Regions from separate parts of the Homo sapiens genome. Here all the other regions are linked to region 1. The links are chromatin loops, found by intact Hi-C in ENCODE. Cell type or tissue: OCI-LY7. All regions are shown on one strand. Each heading gives the region's core, and the rest is flanking DNA. Links, peaks and the distances in the headings are about the cores only.

What was found. Hi-C counts contacts between places; a loop is a spot of excess contacts. Peaks named below come from ENCODE experiments on the same cell type or tissue, not always from the same donor. Only the 100,000 strongest peaks of a DNase experiment are listed, where the experiment ranks them.
Region 2: a loop joins it to region 1, with 9 times the contacts of the local background. A loop is called at or near these places in 2 of 110 quality-filtered maps.
Region 3: a loop joins it to region 1, with 5 times the contacts of the local background. A loop is called at or near these places in 5 of 110 quality-filtered maps.

The regions. Positions count from the first base shown.
Region 1 is chr22:22,054,443-22,065,520 of GRCh38, forward strand. It overlaps IGL, the pseudogene IGLVIV-66-1 and the pseudogene IGLVV-66. Among named protein-coding and RNA genes, the nearest start is that of TOP3B, 77 kb to the left of the region's middle. RefSeq lists enhancers at 2,555-3,318, 3,319-4,082. In OCI-LY7, for the core only: CTCF peaks have their summits at 6,295 (motif pointing right) and 6,505; a DNase peak (open chromatin) is centred at 6,319; H3K4me3 peaks cover 148 bases; H3K27ac peaks cover 1,244 bases.
Region 2 is chr22:21,969,685-21,979,531 of GRCh38, forward strand. It overlaps TOP3B (DNA topoisomerase III beta), which reads right to left. Exons shown (of 18, transcript NM_001282112.2): 2 at 5,956-6,123; 3 at 4,673-4,804; 4 at 2,928-3,034; 5 at 2,193-2,267; 6 at 526-722. The coding sequence starts at 6,025. Among named protein-coding and RNA genes, the nearest start is that of TOP3B, 8.2 kb to the right of the region's middle. RefSeq lists an enhancer at 8,884-9,053. In OCI-LY7, for the core only: CTCF peaks have their summits at 2,789 (motif pointing right) and 2,989; a DNase peak (open chromatin) is centred at 2,767.
Region 3 is chr22:22,201,362-22,212,439 of GRCh38, forward strand. It overlaps IGL, IGLV11-55 and the pseudogene LOC100419915. Among named protein-coding and RNA genes, the nearest start is that of VPREB1, 38 kb to the right of the region's middle. RefSeq lists a silencer at 1-88. In OCI-LY7, for the core only: CTCF peaks have their summits at 5,267, 6,604 (motif pointing right) and 6,812; DNase peaks (open chromatin) are centred at 6,710, 7,140 and 7,482; H3K4me3 peaks cover 926 bases; H3K27ac peaks cover 2,438 bases.

The DNA of each region.
Region 1 (11,078 bases), core at 4,793-7,292:
GTGTCCCAGAGATTCTAGTACGTTGTGTCTTTGTTCTCATTGGTTTCAAATAACGTCTTTATTTCTGCCTTCATTTCGTTATGTACCCAGTAGTCATTCAGGAGCAGGTTTTTCAGTTTCCATTAGTTGAGTGGTTTTGAGTGAGTTTCTTAATCCTGAGTTCTAGTTTGATTGCACTGTGGTCCGAGAGACAGTTTTTTGTGATTTCTTTTCTTTTACATTTGCTGAGGAGTGTTTTACTACCAATTATGTGGTCAATTTTAGAATAAGTGCGATGTGGTGCTGAGAAGAATGCATATTCTGTTGATTTGGGGTGTAGAGTTCTGTAGGTGTCTATTAGGTCTGCATGGTCCAGAGCTGAGCTCAAGTCCTGGATATCCTTGTTAACCTTCTGTCTCATTGATCTGTCTAACATTGACAGTAGGATGTTAAAGCCTTCCATTATTATTGTGTGGGAGTCTAAGTCTCTTTGTAGGTCTCTAAGGACTTGCTTTATGAATCTGGGTGCTCCTGTATTGGGTGCATATATATTTAGGATAGTTAGCTCTTCTTGTTGAATTGATCCCTTTACTATTATGTAGTGGCTTTCTTTGTCTCTTTTGATCTTTGTTGGTTTAAAGTCTGTTTTATCAAAGACTAGGATTGCAACCCCTGCTTTTTTTTTGCTTTCCATTTGCTTGGTAGATCTTCCTCCATCCCTTTATTTTGAGCCTATGTGTGTCTTTGCACATGAGATGGGTCTCCTGGATACAGCACACTGATGGGTCTTGACTCTTTATCCAATTTGCCAGTCTGTGTCTTTTAATTGGGGCATTTGGCCCATTTACATTTAAGGTTAATATTGTTGGGTTTGAATTTCATCCTGTCATTATGATGTTAGCTGGTTATTTTGCCTGTTAATGATGCAGTTTCTTCATAGCTTCAATGATCTTTACCATTTGGCATGTTTTTGCAGTGGCTGGAACCTGTTGTTCCTTTCCATGTTTAGTACTTCCTTCAGGAGCTCTTGTAAGGCAGGCCTAGTGGTAACAAAATCTCTCAGCATTTGCTTGTCTGTAAAATATTTTATTTCTCCTTCACTTATTAAGCTTAGTTTGGCTGGATATGAGATTCTGGTTTGAAAATTCTTTTCTTTAAGAATATTGAATATTGGCCCCCACTCTCTTCTGGCTTGTATGGTTTCTGCTGAGAGATCCACTGTTAGTCTGATGGGCTTCCATTTGTAGGTAACCTGACCTTTCTCTCTGGGTGCTTTTAACATTTTTTCCTTGATTTCAACCTTGGTGAATCTGACAATTATGTGTCTTGGGATTGCTCTTCTTGGGGAGTATCTTTGTGGTGCTCTCTGTATTTCCTGAATATGAATGTTGGCCTGCCTTGCTAGGTTGAGTAAGTTCTCCTGGATAATATCCTGAAGAGGGTTTTTTTTTTTTGGTTTTTTTTGAGACAGAGTCTCCCACTGTCACCCAGGTTGGAGTGCAGTGGTGCGATCTTGGCTCACTGCAAACTCTGCCTCCTGGGTTCCCACCATTCTCCTGCCTCAGCCTCCCGAGTAGCTGGGACTACAGGCACCCACCACCATTCCCGGCTAATTTTTCATATTTTTTGGTAAAGACAGGGTTTCATCATGTTAGCCAGGAGGGTCTTGATCTCCTGACCTCATGGTCTGCCCACCTCGGCCTTCCAAAGATCTGGGATTAGGAGGCATGAGCCACCGCACCTGGCCCTGAAGAGTGTTTTCTAACTTGGTTCCATTCTCCCCGTCACTCTCTGGTACAACAATCAAACATATATTTGGTCTTTTCCCGTAGTCCCATATTTTTTGGAGGCTTTGTTCATTTCTTTTCACTCTTTTTTCTCTAATCTTGTCTTCTTTGTTTATTTCATTAATTTGATCTTCAATCACTGATATCGTTTCTTCCACTTGATTGAATCGGCTATTGAAGCTTGTGCATGCGTCACGAAGTTCTCATGCCATGGTTTTCAGCTCCATCAGGTCATTTAAGGTCTTCTCTACACTGTTTGTTCTAGTTAGCCATTCGTCTAACCTTTTTCAAGGTTTTTAGCTTCCTTGCGATGGGTTAGAACATGCTCCTTTAGCTCAGAGAAGTTCGTTATTACCGACCTTCTGAAGCCTACTTCTGTCAACTCGTCAAACTCATTCTCTGTCCAGTTTTGTTCCCTTGCTGGCGAGGAGCTGTGGTCCTTTGGAGGAGAAGAGGCACTCTGTTTTTTGGAATTTTCAGCTTGTCTGCTCTGGTTTCTCCCCATCTTTATGGTTTTATCTACCTTTGGTCTTTGATGTTGGTGACCTACAGATGGGGTTTTGGTGTAGATGTCCTTTCTGTTGATGTTGATGCCATTCCTTTCCGTTTGTTAGTTTTCCTTCTAACAGTCAGACCCCTCGGCTGCAGGTCTGTTGGAGTTTGCTGGAGGTCCACTCCAGACCCTGATTGCCTGGGTATCACCAGCATAGGCTGCAGATCAGTAAATATTGCTACCTGATACTTCCTCTGGAAGCTTCGTCCCAGAGGGGCACCGCCTGTTTGAGACGTCTGTCGGCCCCTACTGGGAGGTGTTTCCCAGTCAGGTTGCATGGGTGTCAGAGACCCGCTTGAGGAGGCAGTCTGTCCATTCTCAGAGCTCGAACACCATGTTGAGAGAACCACTGCTCTCTTCAGAGCTGTCAGACAGGGACGTTTAAGTCTGCAGAAGCTGTCTGCTGCCTTTTGTTCTACTATGCCCTCCCCCAGAGGTGGAATCTACAGAGGCAGTAGGCCTTGCTGAGCTGTGGTGGGCTCTGCCCAGTTCATGCTTCCCTGCCTCTTTGTTTACACTGTGAGCTACTCAAGCCTCAGCAATGGCAGGTGCCCCTCCCCCCATCAAGCTGCAGTGTCACAGGTTGATCTCAGACTGCTGCACTAGTAGTGAGCAAGGCTCTGTGGGCCTGGGACCTGCTGAGCCAGGCAACGGGAGGGTATCTCCTGGTCTGCCGGTTGCTAAGACTGTGGGAAAAGCGCAGTATTTGGTCAGGAGTGTACCATTTCTCCCAGTACAGTCTGTCAGGCTTCCCTTGGCTAGGAAAGGGGAATCCCCCGACCCCTTGTGCTTCCCGGGTGAGGTGACACCCCACCATGCTTCAGCTCTTTGGGTTGCACCCACTGTCCAACTAGTCCCAATGAGATGAACCAGGTACCTCAGTTGGAAATGCAGAAATCACCTGTCTTCTGCGTCGATCTCACTGGGAGCTGCAGACCAGAGCTGTTCCTGTTTGGCCATCTTGGAAGAGACCTTCCCTGTGTATTCCGAGCCTTCTGCATTCTGCCATCACTGCAGCCTCCTCATGTTGGATGGACCTGATATTTTTGCTTTTCTAGTAATTCAGAAATCCTCAGTGGAAAGGCTGTTTATTAATATGAGTTATCTCCAGACAGGGCAAAGGTGTGGTCTATGGATGCTGTGGATTAGCAATGACCAGGCTCTCAGGTGACTCCACTCATGTGATTTTCACAGAAAGACTGCTGTCTGGCCAGTGAGCAGCACAGGGCACTGTGAGTCACACTCAGTGTCTGCACAGTGAAAACCCAAAACTTGCCACCCCCCCCAAACTCCCCAGGGCTGGGTAGATGGAGTCTGCACTCACTGACACAGATTTAGCAGCTAGATATGGTCCCAGCACCCCCACCTTCTTCCAAGTCCTGTGTGCCAGACACCCCGACAACAGCTCCCAGATACTGATAAATCCATCGGGAGAGTTGGGGGTAGGCAGTGGGAGCAACACACTTGCATCCATAACCCCTCCTTTGTGAGGCCACTGAAGGGGATAAGAGAGGCCTGGAGAAGCCATTCCAGCTCTGGACCTCAGGAGGGCTGTGTCCACTGTGACCTGGGCACCTATTCTCCTGTGATATTCTATCATTTCTCAGGTAGGGACAGGTCTCACGTCCTGGGGAAGCCCCCTAGCCTGAGTTCTTGCCCTGTGTTTCACTCTCACCCTTTGTCCTGATTCCTCACCCACGATCATCTTTGCTTGCAGGTTCCCTCTCTCAGCCTTTGCTTATTCAGCTGCCCTCCCTCTCTGCACATCTGAGAAATGCTATAAGACTTCCCTGTACCCCAAGTAGTGGCTGCATTGTTGGAGGCTGTCACATATTCTTGTACCAGCAGAAGTCACGGAGCCTTCCCCAGTATCTCCTGAGATACTACTCAGACTCAAGTAAGCACCAGGACTCTGGGGTCCCCAGTCACTTCTGTGAATCCAAAGATCCCTCGGGCAATGTGCAGGGATTCTGCACATTTCTGAGCAGCCTGAGATCAAGTCCGACTATTACTATTTTACATATCACAGCAACAGTGGCACTTTCACTGTGCTCCAGACTTACGGGGAAGTGAGATTAGAACCTCCCCTGCATTCTCTCTGCCTTGTGCAGGCAACAATACACTGTCTGGGACCGAGTGTGGCTCATCAGTAGCAGCTTTGTTGTTTGTATTTTTCATTCTTCAGTACAGGGTGGGACCTTTCTACTGGCCTCCATTAATAGTGAGAGTCAAACAAGACAGTCTGTGGGTGACTCCAAAGTCTAACTCAGGGTTTCCTTATGTTAGTTAGCTTGGACTACTCTTGGCTCCTCCCCAGAGATCTCAACTTCTCTGGAATTCTCCAGGTGCCACAAGCACTGATTTCAGTCTTGGCCTTGCACCTCCCCTGAGCAGCTTCTGACTCTCCTCTCATTACATCTCCATTTATGGCCTGTCACCCACTCAATGTGTTAAAAGGTAAAGCATTTTGCAAAGTACTTATCCTGAACTTTAGCCCCAAATCCACCCAGCTTCCCTAGCCCAGGCCAGCTCTGCTTCTTATGAGGCTGATGAGAGGTACAAGGGCTGCGACCCTTGCTGAGTCCATTCCTGAAAATGCCCCCAATAAAGCCTGATTAGTGCCAATGCCACAGGACATTGTTCTGTTTCCTTTGCAGGTGGTGCCCAGTGAGGAAAGTTCTTCCTCCTGAATATGAATATTTTGGAGCATGAAACAGCTGAGCTGATCTGGGGAGGGGAGGCAACCCCTTGTGATGGTGGTCAGATTGCTTGGTTGGGATTGTCACAGACCATGTGATAATGGGATTATATTGCATATCACAGATGCCCTGGACCCTCAAGTGTGCTGGGGAACTCTGGTTAAAGAATAGAAGTGATCCCTTTGTTCATATTCACTATGCTGGATGCCCTTTTGAGATCCCTGCAGGACGCTAACCCTCTGACTGCAGCAGCCTTGCCCTTTGATCTGAAGCTTTTATCATACATTGTCCTGCTCAGGGGATTTGGGTGGGGCGTTACTCCTATATATCATCACAAGAAAGGGATTCTCTGGAGACTAAATGCAAACTGGAATATCCCCTGGAGGCTGTCCCCCTGATTGGGAAATATGAAGAGACTAGGGGTGCTCAGTGTTTAAAATAAAACTTCAGAGAGTAGAGTCTGAGTGTAAACCCTTCAATTCCATTTAATCTCTACAAATGTATATAATGTCAAAACATAGTTATGTCATATATTTACACATGTGCACACAAATCTATTAATACATGTTCATAAGTTCACACATATGCTTTATGTTATACATATATGCATTTATACATCAACTGATGTTATTATAATCATAGTTTTACAGACTCAATTTTCCTTTGGGTTTTTCCACATTTCCCCACTTTCTTTAACACTTATTTCTTGAAAATTTTGGTGGCTGCTTACTGAGATTTTACTAAAAAAGAGCTTCAGAATTTCATTTAGAGTAGATCTTGTGGCAAATTCTATTTTTTTGATCTGAAAAAATGGTATTTTTTCTCTTTTTTATTTTTAAAACTTATCTTGAAGCATAATATGTAAAGTGAAATTTGCAGATCTTAATTGTAAATTTCAGTGTGCTTTTTATGAACACATATACTCATGTGCCCCATGCGTACTCACAACATTTCCATTGCTGCAGAATTAAAACATTTTGTTCTAGTCAATGAAATTATTCCATTACAGAATAGATATGTGTACCACATAGAATGTGTACCTGAGACACACTTCCCCTGGGGACTCCTTATAAAGTGCGGTGAATTGTGTGTCTTTTTTCCCATTGAGGAGGCCAGTGTGGAAAACTAAAGACTGAGATGATGTAGAAAACTGCCCTGAGAGGGAACCTCACTCTGCCCTGAGGTAGGGAGCCAGCACTGGTCAAGGCCCCGGTGGAGGATGGCAACTCTGTTGGGTCCACCTGGCCTCTGGTCACAGGCACGATGGACCTGGGCCTGGGCAGCAGGGGGCGCTGTGGGGCTGGCACTTAGAGTCTGTGGGGCTCTTAGCTGGGAAATGATACCTGGCCCTGGCCTCTGCCTAGGGCTCACTGGGGCCAGCAGCTGGGTCCTCTCTGGGCCCTTTGGGAGCCTCAGTCCAGGTACATCCCAGGCCTACTCTTCCCAGAAATGACCCAGCCACTGGGACTGCACACGGGCCCAGGGAGGGGCACGCTTGGGCAGGGGAAGAGGAGCACATTTGCATGAAAGGCCCATCTCTCTCCTCTAAGGCTAGAGGGTGAACACGAGAGACCTGCCGCGTGGCTTCCTCTGCAGAGATCCGGGGAGTCTGCACCATGGCCTTGACCCCACTCCTCCTCCTCATTGTCCTCCTTCACTGCACAGTCCAGGACAGCACAAAGCATCCTGATCCCCCAGCTCACTGACACCACCTCCCAACTCATGCCAGAACTGTCCTTCCCTGTTCTGCTTTATTCAGTGTATAATGGCTGTCTGTGTTTTCGGGATCCCTCTGGCAGCCCGTGCCGACTCAGTCGACCTCTGCATCTGCCTCCCTGGGAGCCCTGGCCAAGCTCGCCCACACTCAGCAGTCAGCATAGCAGCTATGCCATTGAATGCTTTCGGCAGCAGCCAGGGAAGGCCCATCAGTACCTGATGCAGCTTAAGAGTGATGGAAGCCACACCAAGGGGGCTGGGATTCCCAGTCACTAGTTCTCAGTCTCCAGGACTGGAGCTGACCACTATAGTGTCATTTCTACAATCCCGTCTGAGGATGGAGCTGACTATATCTGTGGTACAGATTGTAGCATTGGTGTGCCGTTTGGGTAAAGCACAGATAAATGGGGAAATGAGACAAAAACTGTTTTTCTACTCTGCTACCAAGGTTGAAAAATGGCTCTCAGAACCAGTGTCTGCTGACCTGCATACTCAAATATGTTATGTGTGTGTGTGTGTGAATGCGTGTGTGTGTGTACTTTAATTTTACGAGTAGAGAGCCAGATATTTTCTGATTCCTGCTTCAAGTTCCCTTGGAAACAGCTTTTTAGGCCAGGCCTCTAGGGAGTGCACTCTGATCTGTAACTATTGCGCAAATATTACAACAGAGCCTGTCTCCTCCTGCTGGTCTGGTGTATTGTGGCTATATAGGGGGGTGCAAAGAAATTCTCCTTTTCATATTCAGACACTGGGACTCAGCTGCATACCTCAGTCCTGTCTTATTGAGATCATTTAAATGATCAATCTTAGAAGAAAACTTCTGACTTAAATAAATTTTAGAAGTCTATCAACATGCTAGAAAGCATATTCCAGATAAATAAAAATAGAATAAAGATTTATAGAGATTGAGATGAAAAGCTTTAAACCCTTTGGGGGTTTCTGAAGGTATTCTCAGGTGTTCAGTGCCTGGGATTTGGGAGTAAGGGATAAGGAGGAGAACTTATTTCCAACACACTGAAGATGACAACAGATAAGCAGAAAGTTACCAAAGAAGGAGGAATAGAAATAGCCATGAATATCATCCTGGTAACCCTGATCTGGAATGAAGGATTTCATTTATTTACTTATTTATTTATTTATTTTCAAAATAAGTACATCTCATGGAGTCCTTGGCAAAAGCTGAAGGAAGTATTGCTTCAGGAAATATCTGTCCAGTAATTAGGAAACTACTAATGTGATTGAGCAGAGACTTCATTAACTTCACATGCAAAGAATACAGACTTGCAGAACCCTCCTGGAAAACCATGAAACAATACATCATCAACAATAACAACTATAGCAAAAACAGCAACAACATCAACCAAAACGCTTTACAAAAAAGTTCTAATTTCCAGAACTGTCACATTATATTATTTAAAATTTCCATTTGTCAAAGCAAAATAATGAGGTAGGTTCAAGACACAGGAACATATTGCCATATATAACGGAAAATAACAAAGAAAAAAACATTAAAAAAACAAAAAAATTAAAAGTTGACAAAAACTATTTTCAAAGAGGCAGAAACACTGGTCTTATTTGACCAATACTTCAACTCCATTATTTCTCCATTTGCTCAAAGAAATTTTAAAAATGTAAAAATGTTCAAAAAAGCATGAAAAGAATGTATCTCCAAATAAAGAATATTAATAAAAGATATAAAAGAAAGAGTCATTGAAATAAACATAGATTAATTGATATTATCCTATTACAGGAATAGAATGAAATAAGGGTGGAAAAATACGCAGGACCTAAAGACCCTCTTGACACCATCAAGTGTACCAATATACACATAATGAAAGGCCCAGAAGGGTAAGAGTGAGGAAAAGAAACAGAATAATGTAATTGAAAAATGGTAACCAAAACTTTCCCAAATTTGACAAAAAGAAACATACTCAATCCCTAAAAAGTTCAATAAACCTTAATCAGCATTAATCGGAACTCATAGATATAAAACTTATGGAAAGCGTCATGGTGGGATAAAGCTTACTAAGTTCTAAAAAGTCAAATAGACAAAGACGGTTACACCAAAAGTGTGTCAATTTCTGTTTCCTGCCATGATGCAATAGATGGAGTTCTTACACCATAAACAACACTTTAAGACATAATCGAGTGCATGTAATGACTATTTCCAGACAGTGAATATTGGCCAACAGGGATAACTTGATTATGTAACCTCAGAGAAAGGACCCTAACACGCAAATGAGCACTGCAGTGGACACGGATTTCTTTTTCTTCACTTTTTTTTTTTCGAGTTAGGGTCCTGCTCTGTCGCCCAGGCTGGAGTACAGTGATGTGATCTCCGCTCACTGCAAACTCTGCCTCCCAGGTTCAAGCAATTCTCCTGACTCAGCCTCCCGAATAGCTGAGATTATAGGCACTCACCACCATGCCCAGCTAATTTTTTTGTCCTTTTAGTAGAGAGGGGGTTTCGCCATGTTGGTCAGGCTGGTCTTAAACTCCTGACTGATCTGCCCACCTCGGCCTCCCAAAGTGCTGGGATTACAGGTGTGAGCCACTGCACCCAGCCAACACAGATTTTTTTTTTTTAATTATACTTTAAGTTTTAGGGTACATGTGCACAACCTGCAGGTCTATTACATATGTATACATGTGCCATGTTGATGTGCTGCACCCATTAACTCGTCATTTAACATTAAGTATATCTTTTTTTTTTTTTTTTAGACGGAGTCTCGCTCTGTTGCCCAGGCTGGAGTGCACTGGCTCTATCTCGGCTCACTGCAAGCTCCGCCTCCCGGGTTCACGTCATTCTCCCGCCTCAGCCTCCCGAGTAGCTGGGACTACAGGAGCCTGCCACCACACCTGGCTGATTTTTTGTATTTTTTTAGTAGAGACGGGGTTTCACTGTGTTAACCAGGATGGTCTCAATTTCCTGACCTCGTGATCCGCCCGCCTCGGCCTCCCAAAGTGCTGGGATTACAGGCGTGAGCCACCGCGCCTGGACCACAGATTTTTTTTTGGAGACAATTTTTGGCCCAGAAGGAGGTGGTGACCAAGATAATCGTGAGCTTTTTACACAGCTCAGAACACACAGATGAGAAGTCAGAAAAACATAGATGGCTGAGACTTTCAGAGCAAGACACCGAAAAGCAGGCAGCTACACAGAGCAAGGTCCCTGCGCTCTGCATGAGGCCCCTTTGGATTTGGTTGGGCAAAACATGACACCTTGCAGGGGGCTCTAATTTAATGAATAGGCCTTCCCCTACTGGGAACTAAGATTCATATTTTTTCTCTCTGTCCTGTTTTTTCACCACTGTATCTACAAACCCTAGGACTCAGCCTAGCGCAAACAGCCAATTAATACCATGTTTGTTGAACGAATATGTGAATTCACCTAAATAGAATTCTCAGTAAGAGAAAAAGATCTGAGGAAAATAAAGTGATTTTTACTGCTTTATGTGTATTTTGAGTTTGGGTTGTGAATTGATTCAAGGGGATATATTAAATTAGAATGTTGACTTCTGTGTTTAGAGAACAAGAGAGGAATATGAACTTGAGTGCTGGAAAGGTGACCAGCAGGATGGACTGGGTCCCATGGGTTTGTGCAGAGACCATGGAAAAGGATGAGCCTCCAGTTACTAAGTAATTGAACAAGATATATTTTAGGTAAACACTTATTTTATAATCACCTGTTGGAATGGGTGATAACTGTAGATGTGACTGTTATTCATTGACTCTCTGAAAAAATTATTTATTCAAGGCAAGAAAGATTGGAGAATAGTTTTATCTTGAAACACTTTTCATAAACATGACATATTCTTGCTAAAGCAGATACCATATTCATCTCCAAGCTGGAAGGGTTATCTCATCTTCCCAAACATGCACCCCTTATAGTATATTTTATCTGCTTTTATGGCATGTCCACTTTCTTGGTCACAGACATTGTAAGCCTCAGAGTTTAATTTGTTTCTCTACTGTATACGTATGGCACCTCCAGTTGGTCACTGAAGCTGGAGATTGAAATCCTCTACATCCCCCAGATCTGTCCTCTGGCTCTATGGCGCTGTCCTGTTCCATCAGACCTACATTGCCCTTCCTTGTGTGAACCCTAACCTAAGTCCAATCTCTACTCCATGAAAGCTGTCTGTAACAGAAGCCTGGCACCTCTTTCTCCTTTTTATGAAATAAATATCTATTTCTATAGATAGATCTAGATCTAGACATTAATAGCTCCAAATCTGTAGAGGACAAAGTGCCTAGTTCTCAGGTGATAACCAACCCACATCTTCTGTCCTGGAATATCCAGCCCCAGATATCACCCCATTTTCTCCTCCCTGTCTCGCTAAA
Region 2 (9,847 bases), core at 1,562-4,061, 88 kb before region 1:
AGCCAAGGTGGGCAGATTGCTTGAGCTCAGGAGTTTGAGACCAGCCTGGGCAATACAGTAAAACCCTGTCTCTACAAAATGCATAAAAATTAGCCAGGCATAGTGGTGCACACCTGTAGCACCTGTAGTGGAAGGCTCAGGTAGGAGGATCTCTTGAGCCTGGGAGGCAGAGGTTGCAGTGAGCTGAGATTGTACCACTGCATTCCAGCCTAGGCAACAGAACAAGACTCTGTCTCAAAAAAATAATTTTTTTTTTTTTTTTTTTTGTAGAGATGGGGTCTTGTTATGCTGCCCAGGCTGGTCTCAAACTGCCAACCTCAAGCAATCCTCCTATCCTGGTCTCCCAAAGTGCAGGGATTACAGGTGTTAGCCACTGTGCCTGGCCTTCTTCAGGGTTGGTGAAATCCCCTGTTGCTCATCCTGGCTCGAGGAGGCCTAGGGGCCCCGGAGGGGGACCAGTAGAGGCAGGTCTCTGGCTGAGGGAGAGTGAGGGTGTGCCCAGGACTCTGCGGGTGTGGCCAGCACCTGGTGAATGCACAGCCGATTCGCAGGTCCAGCTCCTGGCGAGCATCCACTGAGAGCGCCTCGTTGTGGTCAGGCTCGCCTAGGCAGGCCATGGCATTACAGATGTCTGTGTCCGTGATGGAGCTAAACCTGGCCCGGAACACGGTCTTCTCGCCACCATGGGCCTTGTTCATGACGGGCAGAACAGCATCAAGAACCTGGGGGTGGGGAGTGGCCAGCTGTGACCCACCTCCCAGATCCCTGCCACAGCTCCCCACCCCACTGTGAAGCCTGGTTCCTTCCAGGAAAGAACACGTGTGCTCGGCTCCCTCTCCTGCCCCTGCCAGACCCTCCTCTATCCCCTTTCCTGCACCTGCCAGACCCTCCTCTATCCCCCTGCCTTTCCAGAAGCCCTGAGCACTCCACAACACCCCACCACATGGCTTCCTTTACTCCCATCTAGAAACATACTCGAACACTCCCTTCTTACTCCCGCCCTCTCTTCTAATCCTCTGCTTTCATCCCCACCAAATCAGGAAATGCTACTGCCAAGTACATGAGGGACCTCTTAGTCCCCAAACCCATCCCATGTGACACGATTCCCTGCCTTCTAGGAGGGAGGGTTTGGAGGGGTGGGTGGAAATTTTAAGAGGCTGAAGAAAAGACAGGGAAGGAAAAAAGAATGAAGGGGAAAGGAAATGGGCAAGAGCAGGAAGGCCACGGGTGGTCCTAGCTTGTGGTGGGGGCAGCTCGGGCTAAAGCACAGCAGGGGTCCTGGAGCCGAGACTCACTAGGAAGGCCGTGCAGTGGGACTAGGGTCGCCGCCGGAGCCTGGCCACGCAGCTTCCTTACTGGGAATAAGTGGCTTCATTTCTGAAGGGAGAAAGCCCCATGAGCTGCCCCCATTCTCCATTCCCAGATGCAAAGGCCCCCAGGGAGGAGCCGCCCTGCAGGGGAGGAGAGGGTATCTGGGAAGAGACAGAGTGTGATCGCATTTGCTGAGGGTGCTGTACTGCAACGCCAGGTGCCTCAGCTCTGTCTCACTGACCAGCTCTTGAGCCACGGGTGAGAGCTGGGGGTACAGGAGCACGGGGGCGACCCATAGAACAACAGTCTGAAGGGCACCAAGTGAGACCAGCAGTCATGGCCACTGTGAGGGCACCATGGCCGGGGCAAGCATGGGGCATGGGGTGTGCACAGGGAGCAGCTGCCACCTGCTTCTCTGCAGGGCTCCCAGGGTTGGCTGGAGGCAGGAGGCATCCTGGATGAGGCAGGAGATGAGCAGAGCGAGGCCTGCAAAAGGAGCTCAGTGCTGAGGTCGGGAATCAACCAGCATCAACCCAAGGTCCCTGAGAAGTCACGCTGGGCACAAGATGCTGAACACCAAGCTGCCCCAAGACAATCCCATTCTGAAACCTGCATCCACCCAGACAATTTGGCCCCTCCTATGTTCACTCATACCGTTGAGGCCTCAGCAAGCGGAGGAACAACTGACCACCTTTAATAGAGCCTATGCAGTTAAAAGTATCTGTGGAGTTTCAGAATAAAGGGAGGGGAGAGGTGTTTTTAAACCGGTACAGTTTACTCCCTCCTTTGGCCCCAGGAGTGATGTGACTGACTGCTGGTGTCAGTTTGGGGCTGGTGTCAGAAAGGCCAAAAGTGAGGAACAAAGTGAGCCTCACACTCACCTCAAAGCAGATGTTCTCCCCCTCCTTGTCGCAGTCCAGCCACAGCACGATGTAGTCGCAGCCTCTGCCCTCCACCTGCCACACAGCACAGGTTCACACGTACCTGCTGCAGACCCGGTCTGTGCCACCCGCCCCCAGTGCTCCCATCCAGGACAGGGCTTGGTCCCAGGCCCTGAACCTCAGTTAGGAGGACTGGTACCTGGGCTGGGTAAGGAGCTGGCTGTGTTGAGGCTGGCTCAGCCAACAGAAAAGAATTGAGTTTATAATTGATGTTTTTTGGACCAAAAAAAAAAGTATAAATGCAACATGATCTTATACCCCAAAACTGCCCAGAAGAAGGGTTAAAATGAAATAACCCTAAATGATAACAGCAGTCGTCTTGGGTAATATGATTATGCATAATTTTTCTGTCTTTCTACTTATCTGCACTTTCTAATTTTCCATAATCTGTATGCATTTGTTTTAAAATTAAGGAGAAAAACCCCCCGACCAAACAAGCTATTTTAAAAGCAGAAGGCCTGCTCTCCAGGACTGAGGGTTGGCAATGGCAACTGCCTTGTGTGTTGGGGGTGCCTGCAGGTGCCTCGTGGGCCAGCAGGGGGCACTCACAGAAAAAGCTAGCAAAGGCCCCCCTGTCCAAGGGGGATTAGGACTCAAGCAAGGGTGGGCAAAGACATGGCAGCTGTGGAGGGTGGGGAGCCCCGGTGTGCTCATGCCCAGGCCAGCCCCACGCACCTGCAGGAACTTCACCATGTTCAGCTTGGGGTTAGCTTCTTTCTTCTCCGTGGGAGCTTGGCTGAACAGTTCTGCGGGGTCCACTTTGTCCCATTTGTTGTATTTTCCTACAAACCAGTCACAGTGACATTGAGTCACAGGAGCTCAGCCTCCGAGACCATCATAACCCCAGGAGGATGTTGGCCTCATCCCACAAATGAGGAGGGGAAAGCTTGGAGAACAATTTGCCCAGGGTCATCCTGATGATCAGAGGCAGAGCCAGGATGTGGGTTCAGGCCTTTGGTAACCCCCTCCCATCCAGCCTCCTTTCTGCTCGGCTGCTGAGCGGACCCACCACACCCCGGCCAACCACAGGAGCCAAGCAAGCTCTCGGGGGGCTGCCACTCTGGCCTCACTTCCGGGACTTTCCCTGTGGCTGGGAGCACCATTCCTGGGCTGGGTCTCTTTGCCTGAGCACTGGACCCCACAATGGTGCCTTCATTGACACTTCCAACCTGAGTTTCTGGAACTTTGTCCTTCCACCCAGCACTCTGTGGGGGCACACATGTGTGCAGTCGTTCCTGTTAAAGGACCATCTTTTTGAGCCTCATGCCCAGCACATTCACCTACTCATCTACAGAGACCCGGTTCTTGCATGCTCAGCTGTCTGGCTTTCTTTTAGGCCCCATTTCTTTTTTTTTCTGAGACAGGGGTCTCGCTCTATCACCCAGGATGAAGTACAGTGATACGATCACGGCTAACTGCAGTCTCGACCTCCCAGCCTCAGTCCATCTTCCCACCTCAGCCTCCCAAGACTACAGGTGCGCACCACCATGCCAGCTGATTTAAAAAGAATTTTGTTTTTTTTTTTTTTTGTAGAGACAGGGGTCTCACTATGTTGTCCAGACTAGTCTTGAACTCCTGGGCTCAAGCGATCCTCCCCAGGCCCCATTTCTTGCATCCTGGGAGAATGGGGTCAGACAGAGCCAAATTCAAATCCCGGCTCCCCACCTGCCAGTTGGAGATAAAACTTGGGGTCCAAATGCTCAGCCACACAACTCAGTCACCATCATTGTCATCACTGTCATCAATGAGCAGCAAGAACAAGGGCTGAGGCTTTGCTGTGTGTCGGGCCCTGTGCTGAGTGCTTTGCCCTCACTGTCACACTGAATCCTTAGCCTTGGGAAGCAGATGGCATTGCTGTGAGACCCATTTCACTATGAGAAGTGTAAACTCAGAGGCCGTCATTGCCCACATCCCCAGCCAGTGAGCCGGCAGAGCAGGGGGAAAAGCCTGGATCAGACTCTTGCCAACCACATGGCCCCAAACCTACACCCAGCAGGTCACTAATACTGGCGCTTCCAAGGTAATTGATAACAGTAACAATATAGGAATGACAACGACAGCCACCAAATGACCGACAGATGACGGTCAACTTGGCAACAGCAGCAGCCTTCTCTTAAATGCCTGCACAGGTCAAGCCCTTCCTAAGATAGGTGCTGCCACTTTGTCTACATAGGAAGGCACACAGGGAATGCAGCGACTAAGGGGTGCCGCTATGATGGGGACCCAGGGCTGAGTTCCAGAGCCTGGGTTCTGGGCACCGCACCAGGGACCCTCTCATTGCTACTTCATGATCTGCTGGCCTTATGACTCATGGAGTTGGGACAAACTTCCCTGCCTAGAGGCATCTCCTGGCTTCAACTGGACCCTGGCCAGTGCCATGCAGAACTCCCTTCAGTAGGATGGAGGGTAGAGGGGCTTACCCAGGAAATCCAGGGTCATCACGTGACCACAGACAGACGTCATCTTGAAGCGCACTGGCTGGCCAGCAAAGGTCCCAGTGTACTCGTGGACTGAGCAGGCCCCGTTCAGCCCTTTGTGTGAGGACAGGCTCCCTGGGGATGAGGAAGCACAAAGTGACTGGCTGCTTCAGCTGAGCTGAAGACCCTGTGGAGACCCCAGCCCGGATGCCACCTCCCAGAGGGCCAGAGTCCTCCTTCCCCAGAGTGGTGAGTGACGACATTCCGCAGACTGGTGCGGGTAGTTGGGCACTGAGAGGTGGGACGGCGCTCAGGGAAAACAGCATCTGCCAACAACCTAGCACAGAGCACTCTCGATGCAGAGCCCCAGGCTGCCGGGAGCCAGGAGCAGGCAGGGGTGGGCTCTTTCTCTGTATTTATGTTTTCACTCTTCAATTCCATTTTTGCCTCACTTCATTGAAACGTTATTCATCGTTTACTAAAACAGACTCCAGATCTACTCTCGGTTACCAGGGACCTTCTAATTATCGAATTCTCACCCTCTCCACTGACCATACTCAGCTGTACTTTCTCAGCTTCTGGGCACCGGGCACCACTTTTGGGGCACCGTCCCCTGCGGACCATGCCTTCTCAGCTGAACGAGGGTCTCTTCCCCTCTCAACTGCTGGACCAAGGGGAGGCCAGGTAGGTGCCTGTCATTTCTGGGTACCCAGCATCTAAAACTCTTCCTATTTGGAGGGAATTCAAAGATAGGGGGAAACAGCACCCTACCAACCACCCCAGTGGCCAGAGTTGGGGGTGAGTGGCAGACATTCCCTCTCGAGCTCCCTGGTGTCTCAGTAGTGCCTGTGGCCATAGCTCAGTCCATTGGCTACTCTGGAGTGACGTGAGGTCCACAGGACAGTGGGAGTATCCAGGGGTGACAATGCCTGGGGCATAGCCTCATCAGACCTTGACTGGGGTGTAGTCCTGGCTGCGTCTCCTTCCTTCCAGGGCTGGTTTCTACTACCTGTACCTAATAGCCCCACCAGGCCCAGCATATGGATAATGACTGTCCTTCAATTTCATTGTAAATTGTGCCTTGTGCCTTATGGGAACCCCAGCTTTGGCACATTGCCAGGAGTGGAAGCAAATGCACCCCACTGTGACATACTGAGATGCTTCATTACCACCTGCCGACCCGAACCAAATCTACCCCAGCCAGGGTGGAATCACATTAGGAAAAAATGTCCTGTAACACATAAACGACCGTGCTTACAGACCAAAGCAGGGCTGGTCTCTCCTACCTCTAGAGAGGATTTTGGCAATTGACTGTGCCAAGGACGGCTTTTCAGCAACCATGAGCACAGTCTTCATTTTGTCTCGGTCCTTCACACTCCAGTTTCGGGGCACTGGCAATGAAAAAGTTTAGACTCCACTCTTCCGCAGCACAGCACTATTACCAATGCTGACTCCTAAAGAGAAGAAAAGACACTCAGGATAGCAATGCTGTCAATAGAACCTACACCACTACAAGGAAAATCACTTTAACAAAGAAAAAACAAGACCAACCTGAGGCAAGAAGAAGAAAAATTAGGGAATTAGGGAAACTTGAAGACATCTGAGATTAAAAACAAGAAAAAACTACCAGGTCAGCTGAAGTGGCTGAGATGATCCTGGGAATGTGGCTCCATTTGGGGGAAGGTGAAGTGGCCCCAGTGATCTCAGGTCAATTTTATTCCTAAATCCATGCTAGGAAGATGCTGGGGCCTGGGGATCTGGAGTGATGGGTCAGGCCAGGTGGATGCCTGGCCCTCCTCTCTGGACTGGCTCTTCCACCTACAGGTGGACTCACCTGGAAAGAGGAACTATCGTGGCCGAGAGCAGCACCTCCCGCTCAGCAAAGCACTTGGACGCCCCAGGACACTTTACAAAATGCAGATGCCCAGGCTGGGCCCCCCAGGTCCTTCTGATCCATGATGGGCCTGAGACCCTCTGGCTAGTCGGTCCAGCCCCAAGCAGACATCAGGACTCTGTCACATCTATCTCCCACCTATTCCACTCCACCTTTTGCTTTGCAGGTCATGCTCTGGCCAAATTAAATCAAATATCATCATCGAAGCAAACACGCACTTGAAGCCTCTGTGCCTGCGCTTCCCTGCCTGAGAGAAAGCTCCGCCAGGCCTGGAGGATGCAGCTGGATGGCCCACAGGCCCAGCTCAAGTCTCCCAACACCACTGGCAGGGTAAGTCAGCCCTCCTGTGCCCACAGCTCTTGGGCTAGGTCTCCATTCCAACCCACTCACATCATGCCATCATCAGCGACTACTTCACCCCCAAAATAGGACACGATGGGCTTTGTGTCTGAATCACTGTTGGTCTTTGCAACAGCTTTCTGTGCCTGACACATGACATTCAATACCTGCTAGCCAAGTAAAAGAAAACCACATGAACCCTTTTTGTTTTTTCAGTCATTATAAATGTAGCACTGATGTTTATAAACATAGCACCGTATTAAAAAAGAAAAAAAAGACTCGTATTGAGACAACTGGGAAATCTGCTGTGAAAAAAAATAAAGTTAGACTCCTGCTTCCTAAATCCCACTAAAACCGATTCCAGATCTAGCAAAGGTTTGAGTAGAAACAATGAAACCAGAAAATATTAGGAAAAACATGTGCTTTTAAAATAAATCTCACAAGCCAGGTGTGGTAGCACATGCCTATAGTGTCAGCCACTCAGGAGGCTGAGGCAAGAGGATCGCTTGCTTGAGGCCAGGAATTCAAGGCTGTTGTGTGCCATGACTGCACCTGTGGATAGAACAGCCACTTCACTCCAGCCTAGGTGACAGCAAGACCCTGTCTCAAAAAAAGTAAAAGCAAAATAAAATAATCTCAGCATAAAGAAAAACTACCACCTAGATGGGCACAGTGGCTCACGCCTGTATCCCAGCACTTTGGGAGGCTGAGGTGGGTGGACCACTTGAGGTCAGGAGTTCAAGACCAGCCTGGCCAACATGGCAAAACCCCATCTCTAATAAAAATACAAAAATTAGCTGGGTGTGGTGGTGGGTGCCTATAATCCCAGCTGCTTGGGAGGCTGAGGCATGAGAATCGCTCGAACTCAGGAAGTGGAGGTTGCAGTGAGCCGAGATCATGCTATTGCACTCCAGCTTGTACAACAGAGTGAGACTCCATCTCAAACAAAAAAAAAAAAAAAAAAAAAAGGGAAAACCACCACGTAAGTACCTTTGTGGTATCACATCATGTCCAACAACACTCGCAGAAGAAACTCAGAACTACAATGAGCTTGTGCTTATCACATAGGGAGAGACTCAAAGTCGTTGCACACACAGCAGATGAGGGCATGGGGAAGTTAAATGGGAACAACCTCTATGTGCAGCAATTCAGGGATCCCTCTCAAAGTCCGAGTGCACATCCCAGCAATTCCACTCCTTGGAATGAACTTAATAGTCCAGTTATTTATTGAGTACCTACTGCATGCTTGGCCTAGTCCAGGATGCAGGGAATACAGCACAAAGCAACACCAGGTCCTGCCCTCCCAGAACTCATGCTGTAGTATGGGAGCAGGGGAGGGACAGGGCAGGGCTGGGTGACACCTGGGAGAAGAGTCCAGGCAGAAGGAGCAGGGAAGGTGAGGTCCTTGGGGAGGATATGGCTGGGCAGGGGGGCTCATGGGGCTGAGGGAGGGAGCAGGGGTGTAGAATGTGGGTCTGCTCTAGGGGTGCTGGGAGGCAGCAGAGGGTTTGCATAGGTGTGGGATAATCTGACTTCAAGTGTTAAAGGGACCTCTCTGGCTGCCACATAGAAGAGGATGAATGGGCCCTGGGTAGCAGTGGTGGAGGATGCGAGGGAAGTCAGAATCCAGGCAGACCTGGGATGGCGGGACATGGGAGGGGGAGGGGAAGGTGAGTCAAGAATGACCTGAGGCAGAGCTGGGCATGGGCTCACACCTGCCATGGGCTCACACCTATAATCCTAGTGCTTTGGGAGGCGAAGGCAAGAGGACCACTTGAGGCCAGGAGTTTGAGAAGAGCCTGATTAACACAATGAGACCTCATCTTTACAAAAAAGCAAAAGGAACAACCCATGGCTTTGGCTTAGGCATGACAGGAAGGGACTGGCAGTCTGATGTGGGACTTCAGGTGTGTTAAACGGGACCTGCCCATTGGACAGCCTGGGTGGCCTGGAGGAGGTGGCAGCAATGTGGAAGGAGCCCAGGCTGGGGGTCGGGAGATGAGGAGCTAGCAGGGTGAGTCAGGAGGGGTAAGGTCCTGAAAGCCACAGGAAAGAGCACTTCAGGGCAGTTATCACCATGTGGGGGACACTGACAGGCCAGGCGAGATGGCAGCTGAGACCTGACTGTAGGGTCTGGCAAACAGAGCCCTGGGTAATCCTGATGGGGCCATGTGGTGAGTGACAGATGAAAGCTGCATGGGGTGAGCTCAACAAAACCTGGGAGATGGGAGAAGGCTGGTGCACTGTCCCCTCTTGTTTCAGGATGGTGGCTGTGCCAGCATGTTCTCCGCTGATGGGACTGCTCTGGCGAGAAGGAAAAGAGAAGCTGCGTGCCGGAGGGGAAGGAACTGCTGCAGTGATGGCCTTGGGAGGGTGAGGGGCAAGAGAGGCAGCCGGTCAGCATCCAGGCGATGCAGAGCTGCCACAAGGCTGCACTTCTCTTGGTGGAGGAGGAGGCATGGTACGGCTGTCCACTGAGGGAGGACAGGTGGTGATGCTGCGGGCAGGCCCACAGCAGAGGAAGCACTGGATTTAGTTAGATGGGAGAGTCCAGGTGAGTAGGAGGGAGAGGGAGTGGGTCAGGGTTCGAGGGGAGAGATTACAAGGACAGAACCTGACTCTGAGTTGGGTGAAGAGGGAGGTGAGGGTTGGGGAGGGTCCACAGAGGGTGTGCTCTGTGGGGTCCAGGAAGTGAGGCACAAGAGCAGGAAGTGGGAGTCAAAGAAGCAACTCCCAGAGGGTGGGAGGCTCAAACAGGAATTACAGAGGGGCCTGGGTGGTGGCATGCTGACCCAGGGAGGGCAAGGGCTGTGAGACAGGTAGAGAGTGAAGTCACCTGGGGAGACTCACAGGAGTCAGTGGTGGGCCCTGACAAGACTGTCCATGTGGACTCTGAGTCCCCAGGAGGTAGGACAGGGCAGCGCTGGAGTGGCCTCAGGCTGGGC
Region 3 (11,078 bases), core at 5,183-7,682, 150 kb after region 1:
GCTGCTCCTTCACTTCCTCCTGGGACTCTGCAGCCTTGTCTCATCTGTGCCTGGCAGAGTCCTCTACACATGACCCTGTGTGTGGTCCCAGCAGCTGCTGCTTTCTCTGGTCCCACCCGTGGGGCAAACTCTTGCTTCATGCCAGCCTCCCTGTCCAAGGGTCTGGTCCCTGCGAGTGCACCTGCGGGAGAGGCAATGGGGAAACACATTTGCATGGTCAGCCCCTCCTCTGTGAGCCCAGTGACGCTGGGATAAGAGAGGCCTGGGGCAGCCCACCCCTAGGTCTGTGGCCTCAGAGGCAGCTGTGTCCACTATGGCCCTGACTCCTCTCCTCCTCCTGCTCCTCTCTCACTGCACAGGTAGGGACAGGGCTCAGAGCCCAGGGTGGTCCCCAGCCTGATCTGTCCCTCATGGCTCAGATCCCTCAGCAGCTGCGCCCTGACCCTGCTCCTCACTGTGCTGTGTCTGTGTCTGCAGGTTCCCTCTCCCGGCCCGTGCTGACTCAGCCGCCCTCCCTGTCTGCATCCCCGGGAGCAACAGCCAGACTCCCCTGCACCCTGAGCAGTGACCTCAGTGTTGGTGGTAAAAACATGTTCTGGTACCAGCAGAAGCTAGGGAGCTCTCCCAGGTTATTCCTGTATCACTACTCAGACTCAGACAAGCAGCTGGGACCTGGGGTCCCCAGTCGAGTCTCTGGCTCCAAGGAGACCTCAAGTAACACAGCGTTTTTGCTCATCTCTGGGCTCCAGCCTGAGGACGAGGCCGATTATTACTGCCAGGTGTACGAAAGTAGTGCTAATCACAGTGAGACAGATGAGGAAGTCGGACAAAAACCAAGGTTTTAAGCTTGTCATTTTTACTGAACTGGTTAAGAACTTCAGTGGTTAATAAAATCACATTAAATACTGGATTGTTGTTAAAAATGGTGGCACATTATAACTCTCTCCCATTTTTTTCACATAATGCCCATAGTGACTCTAAGCAGCTAAAATCAAAACACAAAAACTTATACCAATACTAAGAAATACTAACATTACTAACCAATTTCCACTAGTAAAAGAGTTGTGAAACAGCTGAAATACATCCAGATGGCATAATACATAATACCACTATATACAAGAGTTGTATAAAATTATGTATCATGTATATATAAAATTATGTATCATGTATATGTATAATATATGAAATAAAATGTCAGCAGACATTACCGTCTTCCCACCAGTAGCCAGCAATTCTGCCCTGCCTCTAGAATAAATGGTTACCATGGGTTGAATAGGTGAACAGCCCTGGCAGCTCTGCAGGATGACTCTCACTGTTTGTTATTGTTTTATTTTTAAGATTGCTTTTCTTTCCTTTTTTTTTTTGAGGCAGAGTCTTGCTGTCAGCGAGGCTGGAGTGCAGTGCAGTGAGCTGGGCTCACTGCAACCTAAGCCTCCCTGGTTCAAACGATTCTCCTGCCTCAGCCTCCTGAGTAGCTGGGATACAGGCGTGCGCCACCATGCCTGGCTAAATTTTTTGTATTTTTTAGTAGAGACGGGGTTTCACCATGTTGGTCAGGCTGGTCTGGAACTCCTGACTTCGGGATCCGCCGTCCTCGGCCTCCCAAAGTGCTGGGATTACAGGCGTGAACCACCGTGCCCGACCTCTTTTTTTTTTTTTTTTTTTTTTGGTTTTGTTAGTTTAGTTTTGTTTTATCTCTTTAACTTGACAGAGATGATCCATGTGGATCTCTGCATGGGTCTGGGAGCTGCAAGGCTCCTGGTGCATGGCCCAGTCCCGCCTGCCTTGGCAGGGCTCCTCCACCTGGCTCCTGGAGGAGCTGCTGCGCCCGACTACCCTGCATGGAGCCCGCGGCTTAGCGGCAGCTCGGGAGGGGCCTGATAGAAACTTCCCCCTGAGCAAGCAGCGCCAAACCCAGGCCGCCACCCAGGATGGAGGCTGCATCACCCCCGGGGAGCCCGGATCCTCGCCAGGGTCCACCAGGAGAAGAGCACATGGCGGAGATGAGCCTGCGGGGCTGGGAGAGAGAGAAGACACGGCGAAGATGCAGGTGAAGACGCTGCACTAAGGCCCCACCCAGAGGCTGAGGTTCCCCGACCAGACCAGCAGCAGCGAGGCTGCCCAGAGCGGCGCCAGCAAGGTGGTTCTCTCCAGGTCGGATCACAGGAGAAGCTAGCCTTGCACCTGGCCCAGGCGAGAAGCAGGACATGGGCTTACGCAGAAGAATCAGCACCGATTCCACATCATTCCCCATGGCAACGGCCTCTACGGTGCTGTCAGCAAGACCCAGTGCTAGACCCGAGCCTGCACCAGGAGCTGCGGAGCGGAGGGTGCGCCCCATCCCGATCGTCTCCACCACTTTAGCTCCCTGGGTGAGGGTGACACGGGGAAGCTTATTATCGCGGCTGCCCAAAACGGGGCGTGGCTGGGTACCCTGTGTACATAGGGTAGATGCTGAATGTGAATAGCACTGAACTACTAGAGGGAGGCTGGAGAGGCCCACAGTGTCTATCTACCATGATTCATTATTTGGGCCCAGAGGATTGCCTAAAGCCTAGTATTTGGCTCAGTTGGCTCAGTAACGGGCACTAGGATGCAGTATTTGATCACTCCTATCCTAACCAAGTACGACAACTGGTGCAAACAGACTCAAAAGCAAAAGGCAACGCAATGAATAACTTGCTCACTCTGGGGCCACATATTCTGAATAAAATGCCTACCCTTGAAATGTCTGAAAACCTTACACCCTGGGAAAATTGCATACAGAACTTGTGCTTGGAGAATGACATGAACTCTAATCAGGGTAATAACACTTGTAAAGTTCCTAACAGCTTTTCTTTCCTTTTTTTTTTTTTTTTTTTTTTTGAGATGGAGTTTCGCAGTGTTGCCCAGGCTGGAGTGCAGTGGCGCGACCTCGGCTCACTGCAAGCTCCGCCTCCTGGGTTCACGCCATTCCCCTGCCTCAGCCTCCCGAGTAGCTGGGACCACGGGTGCCCACCACCACGCCCGGCTAATTTTTTGTATTTTTAGTAGAGACGGGGTTTCACGGTGTTAGCCAGGATGGTCTCAATCTCCTGACCTCGTGATCCACCCGCCTCGGCCTCCTACAGCGCTGGGATTACAGGCGTGAGCCACCGCAGCTGGCACTTCCTAATAGCTTTTCTGTGAGTGTAACGCCATAATCATCTTTTAAAATGTTTTCTCGGAACTAAAAGTTGCTGGGCGCCTAAATGATGTTGCATGATAGTTTTGGGTGATTTTACTGCATCTGTAATTTTCTGTTTAAGTGAGCACTGCTTAATTTGAAAGCTAATTTCTCACAGTGTAAATCTGTTCATTCCTGGTAGTCTATTTTCTACAAAAGTGTATTTTTACACAACATTAAAAAATGGTGTACCTTCATCTATGACAGTACATTACTTTTGACAAGCAGCTTTCAGGCAGAAATTAAGAGAAGTGTTTTATATAAAATTTATTATTTTGAACAGAGTTTGTGATTTGGTAGTTACGCTGTTGAAATTTGAATTTTACAATTCTTAGAAACTTATATTGATGCATTCTTGTTACCAAATGATTGGCCCATTACATTTTGATACAAATAGATTTGTTGTTTTGGAACCATTATTTGTTTAGAAATGGTCAATCTTTTAGAGAGAAATACTTAACAAAGGATTGTGGGAAGTTTTTTTTTTTCTTCTTCTTTAACGGATTGTACCAGGTCTTACTTGAATGAAAGTCTGATGCTTGCTGATGGCAGAGTGACTAATCTGCACTAGATTGATGTTAGAGCAGAATGTTGGGTGATCTCAATTGTTTTTATTTATGTTTGTGATTTTGTTTTAAGGTAATCTTAACATGGTATAAGACTCTGTGACAAGCTAAACCTACTGCAATATAGCATGTTGGAGTCCCCTAAGAGTTTTAAAAGCTAATGGCATAAATGCCTGGAGCCAACCTCGGCAGTTATTTCATAGCAGAAGATACCGTCTTAATACTCCTTTTAAATTCTTTTAAAAGGCAAAATAGGATCATCCTATTTTATAATGTACAAATGTCTGCAGAGATTGTATGGTTTGTTGTGTTAATGTTTCCCACCTAAAATCTATCATATTGCCACTTTGCCTAATTGTAGTCACATTTATTAAGTAATGCAGTTTGTACTTTTTATTTTGTAACATTCTGTGATTTTTGTACAACATTGTATTTGTACAATACAGCAATTCCCAGTTGATTGAATGAATAAATAAAATGTAAAATCATACTTTATAAAAAGATCTATGTGGCTGATAGAATTCTGACATTCCCCTCCAAATGGAAAGTGATGTGTTTCTTTAAAGTAAAGGTAGAGGAGTCTTAAATATAGGTGTTCCTGCCCCTATTGAGAGGTTTTCAAAACATGCTCTTAATTTAACGTTTAAATATACCAGAGTCTTAGAATGTGAGAATAATGAAATTGGTTTGTTTTAATTTTGTGATAATATTAAATCTACTGGAAAGAATATTCTCCTTTGAAAAGATTCTCAGCTCAGTGATCATAGAACCTGTACTTGCGTTTAATTCAATGAGGAAAGACATAGAAATGCCACGTTAATATCCTCATTTAGGTGGTTTCTCCCTTCACTGATCAGCCTATGAATGTGTCAATGCAGTACTCCCCAGTTTAGGCTTAGGTACTTATTGAAAGGATGCTGCCTGAGCATTTTTAATAATTGCTATTTCAAGATCACATTTTGGCCGTGAGGCAGGCTGCCACTCACTTTAGGCTCTGCCTAGGCAGGAATGGGTCCTGGAAGACACATGTTCTCTCTCTCTCTCTCTCTCTTTCACACACACACACACACACACACACACACACACACGCACACACACACCCCTCTCTTCTCTCTGGGTACACATTATTCTGGACATCTTCAGTTTCCAGGATTCTCTATGTCTCCAGCTAGAAGTCAGGGCTTAGCCTGTGGTGATCCAGCCACCCTCAGGTTGAATCTCGATGAAGTCACAGGAACCACCAGTGGCATGGAGGGTAAGGGATCCTGCTATCAGGTTCAGCCAGGAAATGCTCTGGACACCTGCTGGTGGAAAAGTTTAATGCTGGGCAATCACAGGTCAGGTCCCTTCTTCCAGTCGGCAGTTCAGCCTCCCTGACTTTCTCTGGGTTCCAGTCAGTGCATGAGGATGATGGTGACATTTATTCAGGGGCAGCACAGCAGCCTCAGTCACCACCAACAGTCACTGTCATATGAGAAAATTAGATAGAAATTGGCCTTCCAACTCTTCTGTCAGATCCATCTTTGCCCTTTTTCTGCCTGCTTGAGTGAATACTACCAAGACCAGCTCAGGTTTTTGCTGATGCTATCACACGTGCTCCTAAAACCAGAGGGCTTAATGGTATTTTCTGTTTATCTTTACGGATTCAATGAAAAGACACCTTTTCTTACTGGTCTCCCAATGAAAACATAATCACTATGTCCACAGTAACAAAGATAGCCCTCGTTGTTGTCTGCTGGGATGAGAAGAGCAGCAGAAGTTTGGCAGGTATGGCCCTCATGGGCTTCACATGTCCCTACATCTGGCCCTGGCTTTGCTGATCACCCTTTGGGCTCTGAACCCACAGAGAAGTTAGGTTTCTCTTTCTTTTGAGATTGCCTCTGGAAGAGCTGCTCTGTTCCCAGGTGCAGGGCAGCCCCTCCGCAGTAAGGACCCAGCTCTCAGAGCCATGAAGGCCTCAAGCCTCCAGGTTGACTCCACATTTCTAGTGCTTGTCTCTGGTTCTTTGGTTGGAAAGATGTTGGATGAATAGAAGTTCTCTGAGACCTAGGCTTTGTGAATCCAATCCCCATTAAATCCAGGGATCTTCTTAACGAATAAAATGAATCAGGGCCCAGTGATGGTGGGGAAATGGGACGTGAGGGTTCCTCAGGCCAGTAGTATGGGGAGAACATCCAAAAAGAAAGGAGGGGTTCCACTTTTGAGAATTGTCTTTTTATATCCATCCACATATTGACGAAAATTATAAAATTAGACTAAAATACCTTAAATATATAACATGGTCAAAAGAAAAGAGGTATTACCAGGATAATATTAAATAGCAAAAGAAGTCAGAGGCGAAACAGAGCAAGAGACACTTTTTTTCTGACAGCATCATTCTTATGGGCTATAATGCCAAGGCTTGTGCAGTAGGAGCTGAAGGAATCTCACAGGCGACCCTCACGACAATAACGACAATAACAAAATAAGTCAACCTCTAAAAGAAGCCCATGTAGAATTATCCCCAGGTATGAACCACCTGGAGGCTCAGCAGAACATTAAGCCTTAGATTGGGTTCAAGATGACCACAGACTGGTGATGACCACAGGCCCCTGGGAGAAACACACTCACACGCCTGGTGATGCTGATATCTGGTAAATCATCACTGTGCATCCTGAAACACATTCTGTGATTAGCTCTTTGCAGACCATAACTAACGTGAAAGAAATAATGTCTCAGCTGTAAACACTGCAGAGAGGACCCACTCATTCTACTCCCTTAGGTCATGAGTTGAAAGATCCATTTGCAATGGTCAGGATGTCCTTCCAGAAGAGCTGGGTCTGTGTCTGAGGGGCCACCCGACTTGGGATCGGAGCCAGCAGGGGGTGCTGTTGGACTGTTCCTGAGAGGGAAGGGCTCTGGGCCAGGCCACATAGGAAAATACTGGTTCTCATACACTTGAGCAAGCAGTGTCCTCACTGAAGTATGACTTCCTGCACCTGCACCACCGAGCAGGAGCCACTTCCTGCACCTCAGGAGCCACTGAGCACTAGACTCACACTCCAATGCTTCCTATTTTATCCTCCGCCCTCATGGAGTCCTTGTCCAAGCCTGCCCTTCAAGCAGAGACAAATCACACAGCAGGAACAAATTTGCTCAAAGGAACTTGAACTACAATGTTTCCTGGGCACAGAATGAGAAACACTTGGAATTGGGGAAGTTCCCATCCTAACAACTTAGACTCAGCAAGAAGAACCCTGGAGCTTCTCCAGCATGGCCAGAATCTCAGTCCACTTCAAAATCCTCAGTCTTTAGATCAGGAGTTCTTTTAGGGATGAGGTCAAGGTTTCTGGGTGCACATTACCACTGCCTTTCAGTCCTATCGTCTGGGCATGAGGAGCTTGTTATCTCGTTCTATCCATTATTTCTAAACCTCCTTGTAGAGGGCTGGGTTAGAGAGTGCTAACTGCCATTTATACAGTCTGGACCTTTGTATAAAATTATAAACACACACACACACACACACACACACACACAAACACACATACTTATTTTGATGTTCCAGCGAAAGAGTAAAACTAAACTCAACAGAAACAGAAACAGATTTGAATAATACAAGACAATCTCATTAATGAACATAGAAGCAAAACTTTCTCAGAATATTAGCAATTAGAGTCCATTTTATATCAATGAAGGATTATCTTGAGCATCTGGGAGGATGTGGGTTGAGACATTTGCACAGTCATTGGAAGACAGTGAACATGATTTTTGAAAAAACAGCATGTTTAGAGATATCAACCAGAGGTCAGATGCTTCAATCAGAGAAAGATCCTCTGAGTTCTCAGGGCTGCTTCCCTGAAAAGCTACGGGAGAAGGAAATGGAGTGACTGGACACAATGCCAGGGGATTCATTGACCCTTTGGCTTCCCATGGGCAGCATGCATCAGCATGGTCTTACAAGGATGAAAAAGGGCATCCCTCAAAAAAGACCGACCATTTCCCCAGAAATTAATAAAGAAATATCATGGCCGGGCGTGGTGGCTCACGCCTGTAATACCAGCACTTTGGGAGGTGGGCGGATCAGGAGGTCAGGAGATCGAGACCATCTTGGCTAACACAGTGAAATCCCATCTCTACTAAAAATACAAAAAATTAGCTGGGTGCGGTGGCAGGCGCCTGCAATCCCAGCTACTCAGGAGGCTGAGGCAGGAGAATGGTGTGAACCCAGGAGGCGGAGCTTGCAGTGAGCCTAGATAGCACCATTGCAGTCCGGCCTGGGCGAAAGAGCGAGACTGTCTCAAAAAAAAAAAAAAAAAAAAAAAAATCACAGTATTTTCACCAGTGCATTTCTGTTTGAGCGAATATGTTGGGTGAAGAAATATATAATATATACTTTTCTAAATGAAATTTTTATCTCACAAAATTGTAGAATTAAATTTTTGTTTTGGATAAGAAATCAAGAAACAATCACACACATTCTTATGATCTCATGAAAACCAGGTATAGGAAAGGAAGTGACGACCCCAAAATTCATCTAAAAAGTGAAGGTTTTGGTTCAAAGATAAGAGGGTTGTCATGTTCAAGACAAAGTCACTACCATTCGTGGTATTTAAAGCTGTTGGTACAAGTGCCTATCATTGCCGATTCCCTTCAAATTTCTTGTGTATGTTTGGATCTTAAACATGAGCACACACAAAAAGAGAAACAGCAAAACTAGAAAACAGATTTACCTTTTTGAGTTTCCAACTGGAGGAGAAAATGAACAAAGAGTAAGAATATCACATGATAATGGGAGGAGGAGTGTTAGGAAGGTGATGAGGAGCAGTTCAGCCTTCCCAGCTTGGGGACAGTCTTAGTGGAGCAGAGAAACCTCCTTCCTGCTGCCACCTGACTCTCTAGAGTAGATGAAGAATAAATAACTAAACATAAAAAGCCCTTAGGAAAAAGATTGTCATGATGTCAGTGCTATTAATAGTTCAGTTAATAATTCTGTAAGAATATGCAAAAACTTACTGGCTTTTTAAAAATTTTTATTTATTTATTTCTTTTGAGACGGAGTCTCGCCCTGTCGCCCAGGTTGGAGTGCAGTGGCGCGATCTCGGCTCACTGCAAGTTCCGCCTCCAGGGTTCAGGCCAACTTACTGGCTTTTATATTTGGAATCACAACCTGAAAGGCTGCAGAACATGAAAGGAAGAAAACTCAGATTGCAGTGTTCATTCTCTTTTATATTATGAGTTTCCTGCAAGAGCTACATCTGTTATTATGCAAAAACAAACAGATAAGGAAACAAGAATTATCCAGCCTCAAGAGTGGAATAAAACATGCACTTTTTTTGCTTGTAGGCATAGGTGAGTAATTCAGACACGGCTGCTGTGGGTGACTCATTTCCCCTTATGATGGAGCCTCAGCAAAAAAGCTTCACAGATTGGGGCTGATTTGGTATGAAGGGGTTGGAATCGACTGAAGGTGACCTCATTGAGAGTCTGCAGTGAAGCCGGCCTTGGCTGAATGACCTACCTGAGGCCTCCCATGTGGCCTGGGTTTCCAGGAAGCTGGGCAGTCCCAGAGAATTCAGAGCTCTGACTTGGTTTATAAAGTGTCACTTCCACAGAAACTGTCAGTGCCGAGAGATCACTAGTGCCAGATCTGGTTAACAGGGAGGGGCCTGATCTCACCCCTCAACGGAAGGTGACGGGAAAACAAAGGAAAAGCTGTCTTCACATCAACATGGGCAGATACCACTTTAAAGCATATTCTGTAGCAGGGTTCCCACTCCAGAAGCTGTGGTACAGGATGTGTCTCCTATGGCATGGGCCAAGGGAGGGTAAAGGTGAGTTTGACATCTGTCTCAGTCACCATGAGGTTTTTCTGACAACTAAATATAAATATGTAAGGTGTCTCACAGCACAATCATGTGACAATAAATGCAGTGCGTGCCTTCAATATTGCTCTATCAAGGAGGCTTTCCCTCCACTCCAGGTGTGAGCACGTGGCTTGCATGTCCCTCCACTCCAGGTGTGAGCACGTGGCTTGCATGTCCCTCCACTCCAGGTGTGAGCACGTGGCTTGCATGCCCCTCCAGCTTCCTGCACTGTGGTCATACTGCTGCTGCCTCATTCTCAGCCTGAGCATCCCTACACAGGCACAAACTCTATGGCTCAGGCTGGTCATCACTCTGGGTCCACAGTAGCTGGTCAGAGAGAAACTGTCTTCAGCCCTGCCCAGCAGGAGAAAAGAGCATTCCAGACTGATCAGCTGGGTTCCTGCCATCCAGAAGTCCTTGTCTGTCTGGAGGCTCAAAACATGACTGTGATTCCTTTGAGGACTCCTCCCATACCCAGGCTGTGGGCTTCGCTGCCCTCCTCAGGACCCGTGCAGCCTGTTCTATCCCTGCCTCAGCTGCAGGCAAAGCTGCTTGCCACAAGCTCCCTGCTCATAGGATGCCGGAGTCCTCCCAAGGGCTGCTCTTCCTGGAGAAGAAGGAGAACCAGGCAGTAAGGTCTACCTGAGCATCATGGGAAGGAAGTGATCCGATTCTGACTCCGGTGGGCGCACACCCTTGGTGCTTTGTGTCTCCTGCTATCCCAGCCACAGGAGTGGGGGAAATGTGTGAGTTGTAGTCCTAGCCGGGAATAATCCATAAAAGGTGAAGGTGAGAGAAGGACACTATGCATGGTGTCACCTTGTTTTCCTCGTTGTTTCAGCGGCCTGAGTCCTGTGTTTCCTGAAAGATCTGTGGCTCGAGGTGACACGCCCTATCAGGGGACAGGAATCAAAGAGGAGAATCTCTGATGGAAAAATTCACAAAGGAAGAGGGAGATAAAAATTGGGCAACATGCTCAGGGTGAGAACGATGGCTTTTTGTCCTTGTGATAGTTTGCTGAGAATGATGGTTTTCAGCTTCATCCATGTCCCTACAAAGGACATGAACTCATAATTTTTTATGGGCAAGGACAAACAACCAAACACCGCATGTTCTCACTCATAGGTGGGAATCGAACAATGAGAACACATGGACACAGGAAGGAGAACATCACACACCGGGGCCTGTTGTGGGGTTGGGGGAGTGGGGAGGGATAGCATTAGGAAATACACCTAATGTAAATGATGAGTTAATGGGTGCAGCACACCAACATGGCACATGTATACATATGTAACAAACCTGCACGTTGTGCACGTGTACCCTAAAACTTAAAGTAAAATAAAAAAAAAAAGACGGCTTTGTGTCAAGGGCTATTTATTTAGTGTCTCTCGTTCCCATTATTAAATAATTTAACAACAAAAATTGCCTTTTCTATGAATTTTCAGGAAATTCTAACCATCATTC